Linked DNA regions of Homo sapiens: region 1 is linked to region 2. A link is an interaction called in ENCODE POLR2A ChIA-PET data of the cell type or tissue named here. Cell type or tissue: GM12878. All regions are shown on one strand. Each heading gives the region's core, and the rest is flanking DNA. Links, peaks and the distances in the headings are about the cores only.

Region 1 (4,395 bases), core at 319-4,318, 640 kb before region 2:
TAATTCTCCCAACTGCTTTTGGATAAATTAGAATTGGACATATATTTCTTCCTGTAACATCCTGAATTCAAAACTCAAGGTAGCTCCTCATATATATATATACTTTTAAATGATCAAGTTTCCTAATAGTTAATAGGGACTCAAAAAATGTTTTTCCTCTTCCTAGTCCCTAGCTTAAGCCACCTACTTCATCCAACACATGACAAAGCCGTATAATTAAACAACATGTTATTAGTTCAAAGGGGCAGAACCGACATTACTGGCATTTTTTATTTTTTTGTTCTGTAATCCACTTACTGAGATTCATCATTGTCAGCTCTCCGGGATAAGGGTAGTGAAGCCTTTCTGCAAAGTCCCGACAATACCACACAAGAAGTTCCTGGTTGGCAGGGATGGGCTTAATGGTGTAGAAGTAGATGTTCATCCCGTTCTGACACGCAGCCAGGTTTTGCTCCCGGGGAGAGTGTGCTGGATTCACATAGCGCATCCAGTTGCTTTTCTCTTCATTAAAGCCGTCAATGAAGTGGTGAAGCTCCCCTCTGGAATAGATCTGTCCAAAAGAGAAGACAGGCATGTAAAAGGAAGTCAGACCCAAAGCTCCCCAGCACCTCTCAGAATAAACACAGCCGGTACCGTGTGTGATTTCTGATCCCCTACTGCCTAGTTAGAAAAAGAATCCAATCAGTTTAGCCAGAATAGTCTTGAATCAGCAGAAATCAGGGCGGAAACAGGTAAGGCACACTTTTGTCAGTTACCTTTTCCATTTCAGTTTTATCGTCTTTTCATGTTCGGGAAAATAACAGAAAAATGAAACACAAATGTTCATTTAAGGAGCTGCCTCAAACCGATTAACCCACCACAGAGTACTACTTTTGCTACTGCAGTGAATGGCAAATGGGCGATGCTACTGACTTCAGTTCCGATTATGCTGACTTTTAGTGCTTTGAGTCACTGGGTAGAAGACCAAGCCGGCTGACGACGTCAAACTGAGTCTTAGCTTTTTCTATGGCCTCTGTACTCGCCGTTTCCTACACCCCCGCCCAAGGCTTCAACTATGCAAACATCCTCCACCCCCAACCCTCCAAGTCCTAAAGTAACACTTGTTCATATGAATACTTGGAACCTTGCCTTTTTGTGGAAACACTGGGTGGGGCAAAGGTGAACTTCACCTGCCATAACAAAGCGAACACTCGGGCAGCAGCCCGAATTTGACAGTCTATTACTGAGAAGTCACTTTTCCTCTTGATAAACATGTCCAGACTTGCACTTTCCTTTCAATGCAAAGGAGGGAAGGGAACCCCTTATCTGGGAGGAGGCTGGCTAAAACACCACACACAGAGCCATAGGCGTGTGTTTTTGGAAAAAGAACAGGAAGAAAGTATGTTGTTCCTTAAAGGCAACGCAGAATGAAGAATTTGAAGTTTGTCCTAGAGTAATACTACTTCTGGATAACAGATGCACTCAGGCTACTTGGCAAAGAGGCAGAGGAAGAAGAAAAATTAAAACGTACACTCTTACTGAAACTATAAACACACTCCTTATCCTTCCACACAAAGTTTTCTCTCTTCCCCTCTTTTTAGGAGGTACCACCTTTACTTTAGACTTTAAGAAATTTCCTTATACAATCAGTCAATACCTAGTGTGATCTGCGACTTGCAGTCTCCAAGCAGCAGTAAGGCACTGTTCGTAGCAGGAATTTTGTGCTCACCGGACAGCAGGTTATTGCTTTTCCTTACTCACGTACCGACTATGCTAGTCTACAGATAGTTTCTGTATTTCGCTCAAACGTTATCAGAAATAAAAAGGAACTCTGTCCCTTTAACACAGGCGGTAAACACCAGAATCACTTTCTTTTAAGAGTAACTTCCTGTAAATTGTGAAGGGGGAAATACATGTGGCTTCATCAAAGCAGCTTGTGAGAGCTTTTGCGGTGTGTTTTGTTAAGAGAAAATGGAACAAGGCTGGGTGAATTCTGCTATCAAGAGGGGTTTTCAAGTTTGTTTACTCTGATGTGCAAACTTCCAGGAACATGGGGTTCCATCGCTCTTGTACTCTTCGCTGGTGCGGAAACTGCTTTCTAAAGCTACGGGTATGTTGATTCCAGTTAGCCTTCCTCGGACTGCAATTTACTGTATCCTCATTTAAAAACAGCAATGTCGGTGCCATGAAGTCACTCACACAGAATAAAATAACGCATATGTAAAATGAACACCGTTTCCTACCACCTTCCTGCACTTCCATATATTATCTAGAAGATTAAAATGCGCTGATTCATAGTACAGTTACAAGAAATGTCACTGGTTTCTCAACTTGAACATCCCTTCTTTGGCAGTGTAATTTGCATGAAACTTTTTCTTTCCTCACAACAGATGTTCATATTCCTGCCAGCAAAAACGAGATGTTCTACAATATCCTTTGCATGTGAAAGACTGATTCAAATAAATCCTCCCAAGGAAAGCCTTTCAGTTACTTACAGTGAATCTTTAAATGAAACAGGGAACTGGACAGTGAGGGGGAGATTCTTAGGTACTTCTTGCCTTTTCTCAAAATAATCACACATTAATGAGACTTATGCTGGATTGTCTTAATTCAGACCTTTAACTCCAAGAACTATGCACCTTTGTGGCTCACTTCTGAGAAGACGTTATTGACAATAAAGGCAAAAATGCACTCATGGTTCCACCATTGTAAGTCAGGTGATTAATATATTTTAAGGAGGAATAATTATTAAATAAAAATTGTGAGCACATGATTCTTAGTGAATCTGTAACTACCCTCTTTTGCTTGGGAAATAGTAAGATAAATTTCTAAAAATGAAAAACTTCCTGGATTAAAAATATTGTTTCTTAGGAATAGCTTCTTGTCCGAACGATATAATCGTTCTAGGCAAAAATACCAGCTAAAGCAAGCATAACACAATTTTTGTTATCATGCAGCTGTTTCTTTTTAAAGAATTCAAATAATGTACATTTCATGTAAGTATGCACAAAAAAACGCTTACTAAATTCTTTATCTTCTGAGGAAACTAAATATCCCTGAGACATCTATGGGAAGAAGGAAAGCAATCTGACTTTTTTCTGTTCACTGCTAATCCAGTGTTTTATTCAAGGATTCCATCTAATTGGTTCACCTCTGGGGGCCTTTCTAACCCTAATATAGCAAAGGAAATTGTACTGGCTAGATCTTTTGGTTGGATGCTATAGGAAAGCTTATCATCTTGCATATGACTGTTAAGCATTTTCCTTATGCTATGAGATAATTAACCTATTGTCAAATGGAATCATTTTACCATGCACATGTATTTAAATAGGACTAGTTCTGTGGTCCTCCATTCCCCTCAACCCATCTTCCAGCTATCCTTCCTTAATGGCATTTACTTATAAGGTAATTCATTTGTCATTCCTGGCTGGGCGCGGTGGCTCTTGCCTGTAATTCCAGCACTTTGGGAGGCCAAGGTGGGCGGATCACGAGGTCCAGAGATCGAGACCATCATGGCCAACATAGTGGAACCCCGTCTCTACTAAAAATACAAAAATTAACTGGGCATGGTGGCGCGCACCTTAGTCCCAGCTACTCGGGAGGCTGAGGCAGGACAATTGCTTGAACCTGGGAGGCGGAGGTTGCAGTGAGCCGAGATCATGCCATTGCACTCCAGCCTGGTGACAGAGTGAGACTCCATCTCAAAAAAAAAAAAACCAAAAAGATAATTCATTTGTGATAACTCTTCCATTCAATTAAAGTTAAGTCAGCAAGAAATCAAAAAGGGGTGAAATCTAAGGCTTGGTAACTCATTACTACTTCCTTGCGGAGAAATGCAAATGAACCTATCCTTAAAGCAAGCAACAAACTGTTTCCTTTCATTACAAAGCTCTAATGAATTGCAAAAATCAAGATTCACATATAGCCCGTATCTCCATCACTAACCACCTACAGGCCAGACATTTCATCGGTTTCATCACATTTGTTCAGAATTCCCTGTGTCCATGGGGATGCTGGATACTTATGGGTGAGCCCCAGCATTTCTCAGCACAGGATGAGAAAGGTGAGCCACCCAGCTCTTTTAGCTCCATTTTTTCCTAACATTTAATGGGTCTGAAGAAATTTCCCTTACTTACCCTCCAAAAATATTTCCTGTTGGCGTTCTTAGGAACTGTGTCATTGGTGTAGATTTCACCTATTAGGGGTCCAAAACGTGTGCCCTTTGGTATGTATTCTTTACTCATCACTCCAATAACCTAAACAGGAAAAAACACAGGAAACAATTACTTTGACTATAAAATGTTAACCAATCTTTTCAATTAAATAAATTGGACTGTCAAGTAGTAATACAACTAACAATGATAAAATTTTGATAAGTAAACAGACATTAATGATGCCTACATAATTAACAAGCTT
Region 2 (4,395 bases), core at 301-4,300:
GGCTGAATCATATTTGAGTTCATGTTATGAGTGGGTGCATTATTTCCTGGTTTTATTGGAATAAGTGTAAGAAAATGCAGGACTTTGGGCTTTCAGTAATCCCTATACTGCTGATGAGCAGTATATGTGGAACTATAGCACTAGAGCTAGTAAGATGGTAACGAAACCACCTTCTGCTGCTGAGACCACATGGGGAGTCCTGCTTCCACCCATAGAGATTATTCTCTAAGTGAGAGAGGGCAAGTAGGACCATCTTCAGAAGAAAACAGAGCAGCATCTCATTTTAAGTGGGCCACAAATTCTAAAGTCATCACACTAAAATTATGTATAGTCAACTTTATCTTTGAACATTTTTTTTTGAGACAGTGTCTTGCTGTGTTGCCCAGGCTGGAGTGTACTGGTGCGACCTCGGCTCACTGCAACCTTCACCTCCCAGGTTCAAGTGATTCTCGTGCCTCAGCCTCCCAAGCAGCTGGAACTACAGGCGCACACCACCACACCTGGCTAATTTTTTGTGTGTTTAATAGAGATAGGTTTTCACCATGTTGGCCAGACTTGTCTTGAACTCTTCGCCTCAAGTGATCTACCTGCCTCAGTCTCCCAAAGAGCTGGGATTGCAGGTGTGAGCCACCACGCCGGCCTCTTTGAACATTTCTTAAATCAATTTTATGACCGAGGACCTGGGTCATAAGGTCAAAAGGCATAAATTAACTCCTTTTGTTTTCCTGTGTATGTTTTCTATGAGTTCCCTTTCCCTGGATCACCCTTTCTCTAGTTCATGAATCCAGTGGGAAAGGTGATTGTGAAAGGGACGAGAAAAATGCCACTTCAAACTACGCCACTTTTGCATACTATTTTGAGATGAAAACAATTGAGAAACAGCAGCTGCAAGAAAGGATCTATGCCCTTTCCCTTTCTGCTTAAAAGAAGGGCATATTTCCCATGAGAAAGTTGCCCTTCTGATACCAAGAAGAAGAGAACACTCTTATCAGAGACAGGACTTGGGGAGGAGATGGTGCAGAGATAAGTCTGCACAAACAAACCTTACTGAAATAACCCTTATCTTCCATTAGTTTCTCTCATATATTTTCTAGTCACTTTCCCACAAATTACTGCCCCTAGGACCTTTTTGGACACCCTTCCTTTGTCCTATCATTTCTCCACAAATTTTTTGCCCTTTGTTAAAATGGTATATAACCCCTGAGTCTAACTGCTTGTTTGGGGTTTTCGCTTCTTTCCTATGAAGCCCCTCATGCCACATAAAAATATTTACATCAAATAAAATTTGTATGCTTTTCTCCTGTTAATATGTCTTTTGTCTGCTTGATTCACAGGCTCAGCTACAGAATCTAGGAGATTAGAGAAAGGTTTTTCCTCTCCTACAAGTGTAAATGGGAGGAAAGGAATAGGGGATTCTTCCCTCACTGTTGTTGTTGTTGTTTGGTGCAACACAAATATTACTGAATTTCTATGAGTTAAATGAGGTTTTGTTGCAACTTAAATGTAGGTTCAAAACCATGTTATAGAACTCAAGAAATTAGAGATATTAGCCTTAGAATTATATATTCACAGAAGACCCCAGAGCTATCTTAAAATATTTAAAGGACTACCCATTGACAGAGGAATTAGAACAGAGATGGCCATTTCAACAACTAGTCATGGCTGTCTGGAGCTCTGAATTAAAAAGAATGTGAAGCAGTATCCAAGCTCAGTGGAAAAAATTCTGCTTGACAATGATGTCTGTCAAAGCTTGAAAGAAAGCCAGTACCCATGTGTTGAGAACAGAATGGCTATAGCTGACAAATACTAAGCATTTGAAAGAGGAGTTTATGTGGGGTTTGGAATGCCATTTTCTCTCATGCACACTAAGTCAAGAAAGTTTAAAGGGGAGAGAGAAAGAGAGAGAGAGGGAGAAGAATAGAACGATTCTTCAGAAATGAGAGCACTTACAATTATAAACAGCATTCTCTTTCATTCCTGGTAAGTTTCCACTTCCTTTTGCATTTTCTCATAAAGAAATCCATGTATCCTTACAGTAAATTTTCTTGTTTAGCTTTAGCTAGTCATCTAGATTTCTGGTTTTTGCAGCCAAACAACCCCTAAGAGATCTATGTCTTAGTGGGGCCAATTTCAATCCCATTTAATTCAATTCAACCGATGTTTATTGAATACCTATTGTGTCTCTTATACCCAATAATTGGGGTTGAGTCTTGAATCTGGCCTATGACTGGAATCTATGAAAGATTCAAAGGGAAAAATAGGCATAGGTTATGATGAGCTATAAAAAAAGAAACGAGACAGAACATAATGTAGAGTTCTTAGCTCTCCCCACCCAGATTTATGTTCTGAGTTTTCTTTAACATTCTGTCCAATCGAGTGCGAGTGGGCTGAGACGTGGGTGGCAGAGCTGAGACACGGCCCCTCTAACTGTCTCATGTACAAACTTGAGGGGTAAGAGGAAGTTTGACACAGGAAATAACAGCCAGCAGCCGGGCTCTCTGACGAACACTACCCAGTGAAGCCTTTTAATTAGGCAAGATCATTTTTGTTAAATCTGCTCAGAAAATACTGCCTTAATCTCTGAAGATAATAAACCTCATTTAAAGTCCTGAGTTGACTCACTGTCCATAATGACTGAGATACAAATAGAGCTTTTATCCTGCAAAAACCATTACCAGGACACAGCCAATTAAGAAATTAACCAAAATCTCCATCCCCAGTTAGAGTGCTTACCTCTAGGAAAAGCCTGAGGGGAATTATAAAGACACAGTTTCTATGTGTGTTCTAATGCCAAGGTCCAAAGCAAAGGAAACCCAAACCAAATCAAAAATTGAGAAGGAAACTGTTTTAATTGATCATGAGCCGCCAAACTTCCTCTTCTGCATTATCTGTGTTTAAGTAATCCAATTAGTTTGACCTCATATGAGCAAGAGAACCCAAGTGCACATCTTTTGAAGTGGTTGTTTGGGGGTATCCTGAAAATTCTTAATATCAATCCCAGGAACATCTAAATGGTATTTTCCCCTGCACTCCTACCAGCATAGTGGAAATATCAATACCACAGGTGGGGTGCGGGAGGAGGATATTTGCTTTTTGCTATTCACTATCACGTATACACACACACGTACTTTTACCCACATTATGGAATTACTAAAAACAATGTGTGGCTCAGACTAACCATTCCACGTTGCAAATAATATCAAAATGGCTCCAAGTAGCAAAGAGAGCCAAGCGTGAGTGTCATGTATGAGCTGATGCTGCTGGTAAAGCCTTGCTTTTCCATACATAGAATGTATCACAAGAATCTGGCCTGGAGGTGCCAAAGTAATGGATGACTCTTACTCCAGCAGAGGGTCTTGGCCATTTACAGCTGAAGGAATGTGCTAGTGGCAATGCTGCCCTCTTTTGGAACAGGGTACAGAGATGGGTCTAATTACCAGCTACTTTTGTGAAAAGCAGTAATAATAAATTAAAGACGATGCAGTGATTTATCCTCACCAATGACTCCTCTATCTTTTCATCAAGACAGTAGTGGTCCAGAGTCTCTAGTGGTTTTCTTTAAGTGTTGGAATAGAGAGTGACTAAAAGTATACATGAATAGCCCTCAGGAATAACTCGTCTGAAAGGCGAGTTATTCTCTTTTTTGCTCTTCGCATCTATAGCTTAGCATGCAGCCATTGATTACATACTTACTGCCAGGAATTGGTGAAAGAGTGCAAATAGAGGGCCATATTCTAAATGTCTAAATAGTTAAAGGTTATAAAGCAAGCTAACAAACTGCTAAAGAAAACAGATTCTATCCTTCTGCCTCGACAAATTTACCTAAGTGACCTGGGGGCCTGGGTTAAATTTAGAATTTTTGGATTCCTTGGAATTTTGTACCAGAACATTCTACTTGTACTCTACTACCTCTCTCCTTCCATTTCTGATATTGTGCCACACAGAGAGGGGTCCTCCATTCATGCATGTGGACACTGATCCACATGTTCACGCTCTATCCAATGCTTCCCTCCCCAGATAGCCACTCCTCAGTCTTCCCTCAGGCTTACAGGTCTGCACACTTCTGTGGCTATCCACCTTTGGAGGAACAGCCAAGGGAAGGCCTTGTGCAAGCCCTGAAACCAGGTTTAGGGCCATTTGGACATAGAATTCCAGAGTTCCAAGGACCTGGAATAGGCTCCCTGGGAAGGAAGAGAGCAAAGTTTGTGTTATCAAGCAAGTTACTAGTTGGACAACTGGAGCTTAATCCCACTGGGGAGCTCTAAGAGGCTATGGAGACCTAACCACAGAGTTACCCCAATCAAGGGCCAAGGGAACTGGGGTATCTCTACAGGACTCCCCCAGTCATTGGTTGGGGGTGATTCCCAGAAAGAGTTAATTCCTTGGCACTTCTGG

Evidence for each region. ChIA-PET counts read pairs that join two places held together with the same protein. Peaks named below come from ENCODE experiments on the same cell type or tissue, not always from the same donor. Only the 100,000 strongest peaks of a DNase experiment are listed, where the experiment ranks them.
Region 1: POLR2A ChIA-PET joins it to region 2 with 5 read pairs; 3 of 35 experiments call an interaction of 5 or more read pairs at or near these places.

The regions. Positions count from the first base shown.
Region 1 is chr6:106,095,455-106,099,849 of GRCh38, reverse strand. PRDM1 (PR/SET domain 1) reads right to left here. Exons shown (of 7, transcript NM_001198.4): 3 at 4,116-4,235; 4 at 298-550. Among named protein-coding and RNA genes, the nearest start is that of PRDM1, 11 kb to the right of the region's middle. RefSeq lists an enhancer at 483-1,682. In GM12878, for the core only: no CTCF peak of the experiment used is centred there; DNase peaks (open chromatin) are centred at 959, 1,919 and 2,157; H3K4me3 peaks cover 2,312 bases; H3K27ac peaks cover 2,459 bases.
Region 2 is chr6:105,451,576-105,455,970 of GRCh38, reverse strand. No RefSeq gene overlaps it. Among named protein-coding and RNA genes, the nearest start is that of PREP, 51 kb to the right of the region's middle. In GM12878, for the core only: a CTCF peak has its summit at 3,401 (motif pointing left); a DNase peak (open chromatin) is centred at 2,450; H3K27ac peaks cover 1,607 bases.